2 separate regions of the Mus musculus genome follow, and region 1 is linked to region 2. A link is a loop called in an ENCODE intact Hi-C map of the cell type or tissue named here. Cell type or tissue: left cerebral cortex. All regions are shown on one strand.

Evidence for each region. Hi-C counts contacts between places; a loop is a spot of excess contacts. Peaks named below come from ENCODE experiments on the same cell type or tissue, not always from the same donor. Only the 100,000 strongest peaks of a DNase experiment are listed, where the experiment ranks them.
Region 1: a loop joins it to region 2, with 7 times the contacts of the local background. A loop is called at or near these places in 4 of 42 quality-filtered maps.

What each region holds. Positions count from the first base shown.
Region 1 is chr6:57,606,700-57,614,699 of GRCm38, forward strand. Herc6 (hect domain and RLD 6) reads left to right here. Exons shown (of 23, transcript NM_025992.2): 7 at 343-479; 8 at 935-1,008; 9 at 4,104-4,222; 10 at 5,076-5,135. Among named protein-coding and RNA genes, the nearest start is that of Herc6, 30 kb to the left of the region's middle. In left cerebral cortex, a CTCF peak has its summit at 3,112 (motif pointing right); DNase peaks (open chromatin) are centred at 422, 1,490 and 3,169; H3K27ac peaks cover 1,358 bases.
Region 2 is chr6:57,681,047-57,689,046 of GRCm38, forward strand. It overlaps Pyurf (Pigy upstream reading frame), which reads right to left. Exons shown (of 2, transcript NM_025574.3): 2 at 3,693-8,000. Among named protein-coding and RNA genes, the nearest start is that of Pyurf, 7.0 kb to the right of the region's middle. In left cerebral cortex, no CTCF peak of the experiment used is centred here; a DNase peak (open chromatin) is centred at 3,297; H3K27ac peaks cover 463 bases.

The DNA of each region.
Region 1 (8,000 bases), 74 kb before region 2:
TGTCCTGGAACTCACTTTGTAGACCAGGCTGGCCTCGAACTCCGAAATTCACCTGCCTCTGCCTCCCAAGTGCTGGGATTAAAGATGTGCGCCACCATGCTTCTGTCTCAACACAGAACCAAAAAAAAAAAAAAAAAAAAAAAAAAGCCACATAGTATGTTAATACCACCTCTTCAGGGATTGAAGGAGGCCTAGGCCTAGTACTCTGCAACACAAATACTATAATGAGACAGCTGGCTGTATGGTGAAGGTAAATCTGTCATTTCCATTTCTTTTTAAACTCATGGGTGTTTGGTTCTTTGGACTATCATATTGTCACTGTTATTGTATTTTATATTGTAGTTATCACACCATTGCATATGTCTACACCACTGGTCAGGTGGTATCTTTAGGCCGTGGACCAAGTCACACAAGCAACCCAACTCATCAGGAGGCCCCCGCAGAGAACTCTGATATTACCTGCCTGCTAGCTGCAGAGGGTATGAATATTTCCACTAGCTCGTGACTGATTGACTGAAAGAGACATCGCATTCAGTCTTCTTTCACAGGATCCCACTGAACTATGATTTTGGTTCTTAGTGCTTTCAATTTAAACTGCTGAATCTTTTTCCTGGAGTAATAGGTAATCATTTCTAAAGATTTAAGTGATTCAAAAGACATCAAATTAGTTAATTATATAAACAACATGGTTTGCTACATTCAAGCAAATAGTTAAGTAAGTTAACCCTGATTCGTTTTGCAAGGGCCTAGACAACTATAAATGTTTATTGAATGAATAAATAATATTTGATCTGGTCAAAATTAATTCTTATGCCATTTGTAGTCAGAATTTAGGAGAGTATACATTTCTAACAAATGAATAAATTTAACTTAATTATATATAGGTTTATTTTTCCCCAGTAAAACTTTGAACGTGGATCTCTTAATTTTATAGACCTTGTGGATATTGAAGTCAAAGACATTTTTGCTGGAGCACACGCCAACTTTGTGACAACTCGTCGGGTATCAGTATGTGTTATTCCTTTTTAGACTTATTTTTCCCTCTAGATTTCAGGAATTCTTACTTTCCTGGTGCTGGGGACTCAAACCCAGAGCCTTGTGTATGCTAGGTAAGCACTTTCTTCTGAGCTGTACCCACCATTCCCTAAATTTCAGAGTATTGTTTGAGACAGTATATTATTCATTTTCAGATCTCTTACTAATGTGTTCCTCTATTAAAATGGTAGAAATGTCAACAAGACCTTGTCTCCAAAAACGAACTGAGGGCTGGGGCTGTAGCTCAGTGCGAGAGTACTTGTCTTGAGTGCAAAATCAAGAACCCTGAATTTCATCTCGAAATGGGGATGGCAGGAGAAAGATGTGGGCAATGAGGGGCAGGCTTAAGACAAAAGAAGAGAGGGAAGATGGGGCAGGGGAGATGCCTGAGACAGAGGGGAAGAAGAGGTACAAAATCAGGCTACCGTGCACAGTTGGGAAAGCAGGGGAGGAACCAAATAAAAAGATGTGAAAGAATGGTTTCTTATTTGGGAACTTGGAGGCAGCTTTTTCCAGAGAAGCATCTCTGCAGGAAAGTCAAGACAGACAAGCACAGAGCTTAATTTTAACAGAGAGCAATAAACCCTGGTGTGGGGTCAATGCAAGAAGAGGAGAGGAAGTGGAAACAAGGATTTTGACAACAGAGACATTTTAACAAGAAAGTAAAATTAGAAGATAATGGGATGGTTTCTCATGAGTGGCAGAAGAATGTCCCAGAGCAGGAGAGAGAAAACAGAGTCCAGTGCTGTAGCAGTTCTTCTCACTGTGGCTGTAATAAAACACTGTGACCAAAAGCAAACTGGAGATGAAAGGGTTGAACTGGCTTACAGCTTACTAGTCCATCATGAAGGGAAGTCAGGGTAGGTTCTCAGGGCAGGAACCTGGAGGCAGGAACTGAAGTAGAGAGCCTGGAGGAACACTGCTTCCTGTCTTGCTGTAGGTTGTTCTGTTACTTTTCTTATATAGCTCGGGCTCATCTGCCTGGGCATGGCACCACCTACAGTCACCTAGGCCTCACCCATCAATCATTCATCAAGAAAATGCTCTATAGAAGCAAACAACGTAGGCCAGTCTGATAGAGCCAGTTCAATTGAGATTCCCTAAGCTTTATGTCAAGTTGAGAGAATGTAGTGTAGAATTGAGATGTCTCAGGAAAGAAATATGCTGTTGTGGCTGCAGATGAGGATGAGTTGGTGCATAGTACTGCTTGATGACCAAAGCTGATGTGAGAGTGAGAGAAGCAAAGGAATGTGGGGGAAGGCAAGGAGAGGAGCAATGGTTGTCTCAGAATAAGAGAAAGCAACTGTCTTTGGAAGTGCCCATTTGAAATTTGTGATCACAGATTGAATGTGGTTGGCCAGCACGATGGGCAGTTGTCTTCAGTGGTGTCAGGCATTGGGAACTGACTTTGGAGTAATCCAGACTTGAACATAATGACAAGAAGGAATTTTGCAGTCCAATAAGGGAGGCCTAAAGGAGTTGTGGGAGTGATCAGAAGAGTGAAGTTTAGGAGCTAAGCTAGTTCCAGAGTAACGAGATGGTCGAAGAGCGAGATCTGATGCATGGTTAGAGAGACTGTTCTGAATGGGTGCTTAAAAATGGAGCAATTGTTAGTGTAAAAGTCCAGTTTATGCCCTAGACATAAGTTCATGCTTTTTAAGTAAGGGTCATTTTGCATTCTAACAATCATTTGGTTCTGTCTGTAGGCATTTTAGATTGGTATGCTGACAGTGACTACTACTAGCTTCTAGTGGGTAAGGGCTAGGAACAGTGAGTACTAAATATCTTACTATGTGTAGTATCCTTCACAACAAAGAATTATCTAATCCCAGGAGTCAATCGCTTCCGTTTGGAACCCTTCTCCCTGTCAGGAGTAGCTAAAATGAGGAGAGAAAGGAGTAGAGGTGAGATTGGGAGCTGAGATGTTGAAGCAAGAGATAGACTTCTGTCATCACCTTTGAAGTTGTCAAGAATGAGGACAGGGAGCATGAGGACAGGAGCAGTGGTGAGCACAAGTGACAAGAAGCTTGTGAAGTTTTCAAGGAGAAGCTAGAGGAAAATAAATGATACATAACTGCCGGTAGGGGGCAGATGGTTGTACTGAGATGCTTAGATACAAGAGAAAATAAACCGTTGTGATTGGTAAATTTCCAAACCACTGGGATTTAAATCAAAGTGCTCAGGTAGGAGCTGGAAATGTGGCTGAGTCTGAATAAAATCCTGGCATAGAGCCCATCACCAGCACAGTGGGTAGGGACACTTGAAGCATTGTATTTGTACATATTTTTCCAGAGGATTTTATTTGATTGAAGAAAAGTAGTGTATGTGTGTGTGTTTGTGTGTGTGTGTGTGTGTGTGTATGAGTGTAGTGTCACTCTTGGCTATATAGTGAGACCCTATCTCAAATTACATATAAGATTGTGTATGTGGCATTTGAAACACATTGCCTACAATTTTCTGTGGCATTAATTGCATTCATAATGCCATTAAGTATCATCACTGTTTCTCAAACATTTTAGTCATCGCAAGCAGACACTTGATATCTATTAAATAATAATTCCTCATTCCCTGGCCTCCTCAGTCCTAGCTAATTTCTTCTTTATTTCTATAAGTTTGCCATACTTTATATATGGAATCATAAAATGTCTCCTATTTTTTAATTGATTTATTTCCACTTAGCATGGTCTAGAATACACCTACATTATATTATAGTATCACTTTCAATGCTGAGTAATATTTCACTGCATATTATATTATCACATTGAAAATGCATTCATCTGTTGATCGATAGTATGGCCGTTTGAAGGATGGTAAGATGAATATTGATTTATAAGCACCTATCTGTCTCTATTTTTAATCTTTTCTTGCATTATTACACTTTTTAAAATCCAGACCAAGCAAAATGGCACAAGTTAGGAAACAGAATGTTCACCCTGAAGCAAAAGCTCAACCCACCAAACACCTATGCAAGAGGACAGGCCTTGCCTGTGCCTGGCACTTTACTGATTGTCACTCAAAGTGTATGTGCATTCCCCTGGTCATTTTTGTCTTTATTTTCTTCCTTAAAGCATACTAGGTCTACAGGTGTTTCCATGAAAATCCTGCCAGAAATAATCCGAATCAACCAGTCTCTGGTAAAGAAATGGAGAGCAGCAAATAAAAGAAAAGATCGTGAAGGCGCCAAAAGGTGACTCAGCTTGATGACTTAGAGTCCCTTCTGTGATTCTGAAGTCCTAATCACTTTGTCCTAGCTGTGAGAGAGAGGTTTAGCTTTGTCCTAACAGAATTTACATTTTGGGTATGATTCTCTTTTATTAACTTTTGGTTGGATTTGTCATTAATGTGCATTTGTAATTAATAGTTTATTTAATATAAGAGCTACAGGGAGAATGTACATGGCATGTACCTTTCTAAGTAAGGGAGATGTATGAATGGATCTTAGCAGCAAGTTGTACTGCTTTTGGGTCTTCATAGTTGATTCACTCTCGGTCAGAATTTAGGCCTTTAGACTAACTGGTTGTATTCATTATTTAAATGCAAATGCATAGAAAAATAACTATAAAGCGTTTTGGTGATACTCATTAGTAACATCTATAAGTTATATGCTCATAATGTGGATATTAATAATGAGTCTAGAACTCTATTTTTATATAAGATAAAGGAGGCTATAGGTATTTCTATCCTGCAGCCCACAGGTTACATGAATCCTAGAATACCTGTAAGTACTGCTCAACACATTTGCATATGACAGTGGTTCTCAACCTTCCTAATACTGTGACATTTTAATACAGTCCCTCATGTGTGGTGATCTTCAACCATAAAATTATTATTTTTGGTATTTCATAATTAATTTTGCTACTATTATGAATCATAATGTAAATATTTGGTATTCCCAATGGCCTTAGTCCACCCTTATGAAATTGTCATTTGACCCCCCAAAAGAGGTTGCAGTTCACAGGTTGAGAAGCACTGGCATATGGCAATGTCACCTCACAGTGTCCAAATGTGACTTTTCCCTTGTCTTGTTATTATGTTTGCAGAGAAATCAGCTTGATATTTTCATCTTCTGCTTGTTTGACAGCGAGCTTTCTGAAGAAAAGGTAAAGCTTCAGTGGAATTTACTTTATCTAAAATACTGGGGGCCGTTTAAAAGGAAACTTATAGAACCAGATTGAGTGTGAATTTTGTCATCACATGGATTCCAACATAGAGAATTCTCTGGTTGATAAAAGATTCTTTCATGCTATAAACTAACTCCTCCATATTCCTCCCTCTGTTGTCTAATGGGAGGGAATGGCATTTTGGTCAGGCTATTCATATCTACAGATAAACAGCTGTACTTAAACATGCTTTACTATCTCAAAGCCAGGACTCTCATGTAGACCAGCTGGCCTTGACCTTCCTGTGTAGTTGAGGAGGACCCTACATATCTGACCCTCCTGTCCTCATCTCCTAGCAGCTGACATTACCTAATAGTTTAAGTAATTCTTTTAATGTTCAGTGTTTGGGCCATCTATATCTCTTAGGAATCTCTCTCTCTCTCTCTCTCTCTCTCTCTCTCTCTCTCTCTCTCTCACACACACACACACACACACACACACGATCCACATTCCCAGAAATTCCATCACGTCTTTTTTCTTTCTTTGCATGTGTCTTAATTACGGTTACTATTGCTGTAATGAAAGAATATGACCAAAAGCAATTTGGAGAGAAAAGGGTTTGTTTAGCTTATGCTTACAAATCACTGTTCATCATTGAAGGAAGTCGGGATAGGAACTCCAGCAGGGTAGGAATCCGGAGGCAGTATCTGACCCAGAGGCCATGGAGGGGTGCTCCTTAATGGCTTGATCCTCAGGACCTCCTCAGCTTAATTAATGTCTTACAGATATCAAGACCAGCAGCTCAGGGGTGGCCCAACCCAAAATGGCCTGGTCCCTCCCTCATCAGTCACTAATGAAGAAAATGTGCTATAGGCTTTCCTATAGCTTGATCTTATGGAAACATTTTGTCAGTTGAAGCTCCCTCCTATCTTATGATTCTAGTTTGTGTCAAGTTGATATAAGACTAACCATCTCAGTTTGTGTGTGTGTGTGTGTGTGTGTGTGTGTGTGTGTGTGTGTGTGTGATGCTTGTATATATAAAGGTGAAAGCCTTCAAAGGATATTGGGTATCTTTTGCTATGCAACTTGTATTTCATTTTATTTTTGTAACAAGAGCAAACCACCACTAGAACTAGTTGGTAAGATTCTGTTGGAGAAGACCGCATGCCTTGGATTGATGATATTGAGAAATCAAGTTGCAATCGAGCTATAAGATTCTTCCCTGCTGGGTGGTTTCATATACGGAAATCCATCAACATAATCCATTATATAAACAAACTTAAAGACAAAAACCACATGATCATCTCATTAGATGCTGAGAAAACATTTGACAAAATCTAACACCCATTCATGATAAAAGTCTTGGAAAGATCAGGAATTCAAGGCCCATACTTAAACATGATAAAAAGCAATCTACAGCAAACCAGTACCCAACATCAAAGTAAATTGTGAGAAGCTGGAAGCAATCCCACTAAAATCAGGGACTAGACAAGGCTGCCCACTTTCTCCCTACCTATTCAACATTGTACTTGAAGTCCTAGCCAGAGCAATTCGACAACAAAAGGAGATCTAGGGGATACAAATTGGAAAGGAAGAAGTCAAAATATCACTTTTTGCAGATGATATGATAGTATATATAAGTGACCCTAAAAATTCCACCAGAGAACTCCTAAGCCTGATAAACAGCTTCAATGAAGTAGCTGGATATAAAATTAACTCAAACATGTCAATGGCCTTTCTCTACACAAAGAATAAACAGGCTGAAAAAGAAATTAGGGAAACAACACTCTTCTCAATAGTCACAAATAATATAAAATACCTTGGTGTGACTCTAACTAAGGAAGTGAGAGATCTGTATGATAAGAACTTCTAGTCTCTGAAGAAAGAAATTAAAGAAGATCTCAGAAGATGGAAAGATCTCCCATGCTCATGGATTGGTAGGATCAATATAGTAAAAATGCCTATCTTGTCAAAAGCTATCTACAGATTCAATGCAATCCCCATCAAAATTCCAACTCAATTCTTCAATGAATTAGAAAGGGCAATCTGCAAACTCATCTGGAATAAAAAAAAAACCTAGGATAGCAAAAACTCTTCTCAAGGATAAAAGAACCTCTGGGGGAATCACCATGCCTGATCTAAAGCTGTACTACAGAGAAATTGTGATTAAAAACTGCATGGTACTGGTATGGCGACAGACAAGTAGACCAATGGAATAGAATTGAAGACCCAGAAATGAACTCACACACCTATGGTCACTTGATCTTTGACAAGGGAGCAAAAACTGTCCAGTGGAAAAAAGCATTTTCAACAAATGATGCTGGCACAACTGGTTGTTATCATGTAGAAGAATGAGAATTGATCCATTCCTATCTCCTTGTACTAAGGTCAAATCTAAGTGGATTAAGGAACTCCACATAAAACCAGAGACAGTGAAACTTATAGAGGAGAGAGTGGGGGAAAGTCTTGAAGATATGAGCACAGGGGAAAAATTCCTAAATAGAACAGCAATGACTTGTGCTGTAAGATCGAAAATTGACAAATGGAACCTCATAAAATTGCAAAGCTTCCATAAGGCAAAAGACATGGTCAATAAGACAAAAAGGACACCATCAGATTGGGAAAGGATCTTTACCTATCCTAAATCAGATAGGGGACTAATATCCAGTATATATAAAGAACTCAAAAAGGTGGACTCCAGAAAATCAAATAACCCCATTATAAAATGAGGTGCAGAGCTAAACAAAGAATTCTCACCTGAGGAATAACAAATGGCTGAGAAGCACCTGAAAAAATGTTCAGCATCCTTAATCATCAGGGAAATGCAAATCAAAGCAACCCTAAGATTCCACCTCACACCAGTCA
Region 2 (8,000 bases):
AAGTTTGCATATGTTGTGGCTTCATTTTCATTAAATTCTAAAAAGTATTTAATTTCTTTCTTTATTTCTTACTTGACCAAGTGATCCTTGAGTAGGGCATTGTTCAGCTTCCATGTGTATGTGAGCTTTCTGTTGTTTTTGCTGCTATTGAAGACTAGCCTTAGTCCCTGGTGATCTGATAGGATGCATGGGATTATTTCCATCTTCTTGTTGACGCCTATTTTGTGACAGATTATATGGTCATTTTTGGAGGAGATTTAGTGAGGTGCTGAGAAGAAGGTATATTCTTTTGTTTTAGGGTAGTATGTTCTATAGATATCTGTTAAGTCCATTTGGTTCATAACTTCTGCTAGTTTCACTGTGTTGTTAGTTTCACTGTGTCTCTGCTTAATTTGTTTCCATAATTTGCCCATTAATAAGAGTGGGGTGTTGAAGTCTCCCACTATTTTGTGTGAGGTGCAATATGTGCTTTGAGCTTTAGTAAAGTTTCTTTTATGAATGTGGGTGCCCTTGATTTGAGCATAGATGTTCAGAATTGAGAGTTCTTCTTGGTTCTTCTTCATTGGCATCTTTTTTTTTTTTAATTTAAAGATTTATTTATTTATTATATGTAAGTACACTGTAGCTGTCTTCAGACACTCCAGAAGAGGGCGTCAGATCTTGTTACAGATGGTTGTGAGCCACCATGTGGTTGCTGGGATTTGAACTCCGGACCTTCGGAAGAGCAGTCGGGTGCTCTTACCCACTGAGCCATCTCACCAGCCCGGCATCTCTTTCTTTAGGTTAGGGAAGTTTTTCCTTAGATGAATATGATGTGTCCTTCCTTATCTTTTTTGATAACTTTAGGTTAAATGCCAATTTTACTTGATATTAGAAAGGCTACTCTAGCTTGTTTCTTGGGACAATTTGCTTGGAAAAGTTTTTTCCAGCCTTTTACTCTGAGGTATTGTCTGTCTTTGCCACTGAGGTGGATTTCCTGTATGCAGCAAAATGTTGGGTCCCATTTACGTATCCAGTTTGTTGGTCTATGTCTTTTTATTGGAGAATTGAGTCCATTGATATTAAGAGATACTAAGAAAATGTGATTGTTGCATCCTGTTATTTTTGTTGTTAAAGTTGGAATTATGTTTATATGGCTATCTTCTTTTTGGTTTGTTAAAAGATTATTTTCTTGCTTTTTCTAAGGTGTAGTTTCTCTTCTTGTGTTGGCATTTTTCATTTATTATTCTTTGAAGAGCTGGATTTGTGGAAAGATACTGTGTAAATTGGAAAGATATTGTGTAAATTTGGTTTTGTCATAGAATATCTTGGTTTTTCATCTATGGTAATAGAGTTTTGTTGTATATAGTAGCCTTGGTTGGTATTTGTGTTCTCTTAGAGTCTGTATGACATCTGCCCAGGATCTTCTGCCTTTCTTAGTCTATGAAGAGAAGTCTGGTATAATTCTGATAGGTCTGCCTTTTTCCCTTACTGCTTTAATATTCTTTCTTTGTTTTGTGCATTTGGTGTTGTGATTATTATGTGAAGGGAGAAATTTCTTTTCTGGTCCAATCTATTTGGAGTTCTGTAGGCTTCTTGTATGTTCACGGCATCTCTTTCTTTAGGTTAGGAAAGTTTTCTTGAATAATTTTGTTGATATTTACTGGCCCTTTAAGTTGGGAATTTTCACTCTCTTCTATACCTATTATCCTTAGGTTTGGTCTTCTCATTGTGTCCTGGATTTTCTGACACAATGTTTTGGGTTAGGAGCATTTCGGATTTTGCATTTTCTTTTATAGTTGTGTCAATGTTTTCTATGGTATATTCTGAGCCTGAGAATTTTCTCTTCTATGTCTTGTATTCTGTTGGTGATGCTTGCATCTATGACTCCTGATCTCTTTCCTAGGTTTTCTATCTCCAGGGTTGTCTCACTTTGTAATTTCTTTATTGTTTTTATTTCCATGTTTAGATCCTGGATGGGTTTGTTCAATTTCTTCACCTGTTTGGTTATGTTTCTTCTGTAAATCTTTAAGGGTTTTTTTTTTTTTTTCTGTGTGTATGTGTGTGCGTGTATTTCCCTTTTAAGGGCTTCTACCTATTAACCTGTGTTCTCCTGTATTTCTTTAAGGAAGTTATTTATCTCCTGCTTAAAGTCCCCTATCAGCACCATAAGATGTGATTTTAAATCCAAATCGTGCTTTTCTTGTGTGTTGGGTTATCCATGACTGGCTGTGTTAGGAGAACTGGATTCTGATGATGCCAAATAGCCTTGATTTTCATTGGTAAAGTTCTTGTGGTTGCCTTTTGCCATCTGGTTTTCTCTGGTCTTTCTGTCTCTGGCTGGAGCTTGTCCCTCCTGTGTGCCTGTAAGCCTGTGTCAGCACTGCTGGTAGACCAGCTCTCTTATAGCAGCACCTGTATACAAGGAGATATGGAATAACCCCCAGCTCTCAGGTACAGATGGAGACTGAAAGAATCCTGTTTCATCTGCTCCACTGTTCCTGTGCCTTGTGTGCTCCTGGCTGGTCCTGCTTTGGACAGTTATTGGAGATCTCACCTCTGAGCTCGGGAGTGAGGGCACTTCTGGGAGACCAGCTCTCTCCTGGCAGGACCTGTGTATCCTTTTAATTCTTTATAAAGATCTTTCACATGTAAATTTCATCTTGATGATCAGAATTTAAACTTTTTTTTGTATATGTCATATATCTATTTATGTGTAGATACACATGTGCCTGGGTGCATGCACATGGAGGCTGAGGTCACCGCATAGTCTATTTTATTACTTTATTATACACTGTATAACTGTGTTATTCCATTGAGGCATTTCCACTGAATCTGGAGCTAGGCTACCAGCCAGTAAGACCTACCTAACCTGTCTCTGCACTCTGCAGTGCTATGACTACAGAGGTTTTGTAACTACACCCACTTTGTAAAATGTGGGGGTTTTAGGCATTCGAAATGGTGTCCTCATGCTTGATAAAGTACTTTTACCCACTGAGCCATCTCCTCAACCCTGATCCTCATAATTCTATATAAACAAAAGGTTTTCCTATTCTCAAGATGAACCTGAGATGTTAATTGGGCTGAAATGGTAAGACTTGCTGATAAGCAACTTGTGCTTATTCAGGCATCACAAATTGAATTCACTGTGTTATTTTAAAAAGGGGGGAAGGATAGGAAGGTGGGAGGGCCATGTGTTAGGGGTGAAATTGGGGGTATATATGGTTAAGATACACTGTATAAGACTGTCTAAGGATAAATAAAACCACTAAAAATTAGTAAGACTTGTCTGAGTCATGTCTTCCCTGCTTTGTACTAAGCCTTATTTTAGAAATGTCGTGACAGCCAAGTGTGATGGCTCATGACTGCAAAACCAGCATCCAGGAGGCAGGAGGATCTGTATGAACTTCACCCTGAGCTTAAAGATTCTGCCTCAAACAAACAAGGAGCAGGAAAGATGCCTCAGGAGTTATGAGTACTTGCTCCTCTATCAGAGGATTACAGTTTGGGTTCTAATACCTACATATACCTGAGACTCCAAACCCAAGGAACCTGCTCTGTCTTTTGAGTCTCCATGTCACCTGCATATGTGTGAGCATATTCACACAGACATTCATGAATAAAATAAATCTTTAAAAAAATAATAAAAATGTTGTGATGGTAATCTACCACACAGAAGGTTCTGGGGTTCAATCAAGCACCCAAAGGAAAGCAAAATTGGAACAAGAGTTTACTGTCTAGACAGAAGATAAAAAGCAGGCAATCATAATATAATGTAACAAACTAAAATATAAGGTGTCTTTTAAATTGACACAAAATTACATATACTCAAAGGGCATGATACATGTACACATTATACTATGATCAAATAAGGAGACTAATGGCCCTGTCCATAAACATTTTGTTAAGGATATTTCTTGTACTTTATAAAATGTCATGAAGTTTAGTCACCCTATTGTGCTACAGAACATTAAGTTTCAATGCTCCTAACTGAAGTATATGGTACTTTAGACAGTAAAAACTAACAGCCTAACGAATTAGAATCTATACATTTTGGTTCTTATTTTCTTTGTAAACAGAAATTTTCTCAAAATGAAGATGAATGTTATTTAGTAGTGAAGAAAACTGACTTAGGCCAACTTTCTGGATTGTTGTATTTTGATCTAATGTGTAAATGCTATTTTAAGGCAGGTTTTTGTTTTTGTTTGTTTGCTTGTAGATTTTTGTTTTGTTTTTGCTAATAAGTAAAATTTTAATAGCACACACACACACACACACACACACACACACACACACACCCCTTTTACAAGGAAAGAAGGTATGCAACATTTTTGGACCTCCAGTTTTAGTCATGTAGCAATTCTACCTGAAATCGTTTATATTTCTTCCCCTGTGATCAAGCTACAATAAAATCCAGAATCCTGAATTAAACATCTTTCATGTGTCCACTGTAGTAAAATGTAAGAGAAATTCTGAACTTTGTCTGAACCAGATATGAAGGTAGAAAAGACAAGTGTTCCATGTTAGTGTGGATACCAAACATCTGGGCCAGTATCTATACCTAAGACCAGTGCTTCTCAACCTTATGTCCAACCTCTTAATGCTGTGACCCTTTGACATGGTTCCTCATGTTAGTGACCCCAAACCATAAATCTATTTCATTGCTACTTCAAAACTATAATTTTGCTACTGCTATGAATCATAATGCAGGTCACAACTCACAGGTTAGGACTGCTGGATGAGAATAAACAAATAATTAGCTTCCATGGCGCAACCCAGACACTAAGTAGACATAAACCTGTGCTGTTCTGATAACTATCATTTTGCAACACTTATTTTCTAGCACTGAATACCTTGCAGACACATTCATAACGTGTATGAGAATTTAAATGTATCTCTTACATTGAGAATTATGAAGCAAAATAAATAAAATAAAGACTCTCATTAAACACAAACAAGGATGCCATTAATGAGACACCAGCCACACATCTTGGAGTTAACTTAGAGAACATTCTCACCAGTGAACACATGTACAAGACCAAGGATTTTTCTAAGCTGTTTAGGTTGAAGTTCATCTGCCTTGATTACCACTTCATCATATTATCAGTTGTCTAGTGGGTATGCAATATTTGATGGCAAAAAGAACCCTTGAGATTTCCCACAGTCTGATGAATGCAATAACAAGAAATACCCTTCTCCCTTTGCAGCAGGAATGTGTACTTTGCATCAGGTGTTAATTCTATTGGCAATATTTCAAAAGTGCTAATGGTGAAAATTAAAAACTTTACTTTAAAAACTATCATGGAATATACTCACATATGCTTATAAATTTGATGTATTCTTAAGCCTATCACTGTTACTCCTTTTTAATTTCTACAACAGGAGTCACTGAGGTCACGTCAATCAACAGTACCTTAAATTCCTGAGTCTCAGAGGTCTTCCTATTAAAAAGATGGACTACCAAAGATGAAAGGAGCTAGTTTGGGTTGGGAAATAACTGGTAAGGATGGCCCATATTATCTCCTTGTAGACTCAAAGAATGAAAATATAGAATATTCAGGAATTTTAATTCATGGGACATATTGTGTATCGCTGACCTTTTCTTAGTCAACTTTTACAATTATAAATAAAATACTAAAAATAACATTAAATCACGTACTATTGGAACAATAAAACCATCATTTGAAAAAAAAAAACACCGTAGTATTATTGAGGAAATATAATGAATCCTTGATGTGAGTAGTGTAAACTATTTTTATTAAACATGAAGGCAAACGTGCTATTTTGCGCCTACTACTACAGCCATTATCTGTTAGGTTAGCTTAAATCTTTATTCTTGGGAAAGGGTCCTGTTCCCTTGAGAGTTTATTCAGACTCACAGAAAACAATAAACGTGGGTAGCTAGATGTGTCTGGTATTACCTTGTGCTGGATAGTTTTTGTCAACTTGAAACATGCTAAAATCATCTGAGAGGAAGGAACCTCAATTGAGAAAATTCCTCCCTAAGACTGGGCTCTCGGCAAACCTGTAGGGCATTTTCTTAGTGATCAATAGGGTAGGGACCAACCCATTGAGTGGTTCCATCCATAGGCTGGTTGTTGACATCAGGACATCCCAAATCTATAACACACATAGGTGACAGCGCGGCCTGCAGATTGGTTGCCAACAGGCACCAATATTTCTAGCATCCACTTGGCTCACCTCTCACCTTTACCTGTGTTACGTCATTTTCCATATAAATAAGGAGAATGCCCCTTTCTCATTCTCTTTCTCCCATCTTCTCTTTCTGCCACTACCTTGTCTCTCCCTTCCAATAAAACCTCTTCCATGTGGAACTGCCTTGGCCTAGTGTGCTATTGAGACACGACCTGCCATTCTAGTCCTGGGTTCTATAAGGAAGTAGTTAGACTGAGCATAACCATGAGAGCAAGCCAGTGAGCAGCATCTATATCAGCTCCTGCCTCCAGGTTCCTGCCCTGTTTGAGGTTTTTGTCCTGACCTTCTTTGATGATTGTGATGGAAATGTAAGCCAAATAAACCCTTTCCTCCCCAACTTGCTTTTGATCATCATATTTCATGGCAGCAATAGAAACCCCAACTAAGACACATCTACTATTATTTTCTGAGTAAACATATTAATTATGCAAAATAGAATATTTTATCCATGCATAAAATGTATTCTGATCATTTTTGTCCCAGTACCCTCTTAATGCCCCTACCATTGAAACACCTTCCTTTTCTTACTTGTCTTCTTGCTGACCCAATGGGCTTCATTAGAGTTTTGATAAACAGTTCTCTAGCTCAAGATGTCCTTGACTGACTTCCTCATCCTGCTGCACATCTCAAGTGCTGGGATTCAGAGGAACTCCCTGGCTCAAGTCGATACTGAAATGCTTGTTTGTCTATCTGTAAAACTGTGCTATTACCTCCTCTCCAGGTTCTGAAAATAAAGACTCTGTACTATGCCAATAACTGCACCCAGGGTTCTTTGTACAAGTAGATTCTTTGATGAGAGAATAAATACTGAGCTCCCTTAGAGACAACTGCTCAAATGATTAAGTTAAAAAAGCTGCAACTGACTTATCAGGTTGACACTAGCTTTAAGGGCAAAACTGTTCATTTACATTGTCCACAGCTTTCAGTTGGTTAAATGTGAAATTCAGGGCTAAAAACTCCACTTCAGGAATGGAGAAGCTCTATGATCTAGTTCAGCTCTGTGTTGCCACTGGATAATATAAGAATGCAACTTATACTTAATAATATTGAAAATAGGAGACATGTATGACAGGCTTTAATTTTCTCTTTCCCAGGGAGAATCATGTACATCTTTTATTAAACTAGTCTAGGAGGCTAGCTCATTACGAATCAATTAAGGGCCAGTGAGACAATTAGGATGATAAAGGTCTCACCACCAAGCCTGGCCACCTGACTTGAGGCTCCATCACCCAATGGTGCAAGGAAAGAATCAACTCCACCAATCTGTTCTGTGACTTCCCCATGCTATGGCTCTTCCCCACACAGAGAGTAGATTAATAAATCAGGGGGAGAGGATTTCAGTGGTCACACACTTGCCTAACATACACAAGGCGTTGGGCCGGGGCATGTGCAACCAATTAAATTTATAAGCAATTCTTGCATTTCTTTAGGGGAAGGACTGAGAAACTCAGGCTCTGTTTCTAACGTAGATACTATATCATCCTCAATCAGCTCTGTTACACTTCTAGAAAACTGAGGTTAAAGGCCGGAGGACTCTTCACATTTTCCAGGGCAAGAGAAACTGGAGTGTACTTTGAAACACTAAACTTAAAAGGATATAACCAGCTTCCCACTCCGGACTTTACCTACTGAAGGGACCTCCCTGGAGAACGATTCTATTTTGAATAGTAAATGACTCTGTATAGAAAATGTAGTTACATAAACTATTTTCACATGTTCTCTTCCTATCAGACTCTTGAGATAAAACCATCCATTCAAGCAGACATCCTTCCACCACTGCAAACTGGGCTTGGTGGTAAACTGTG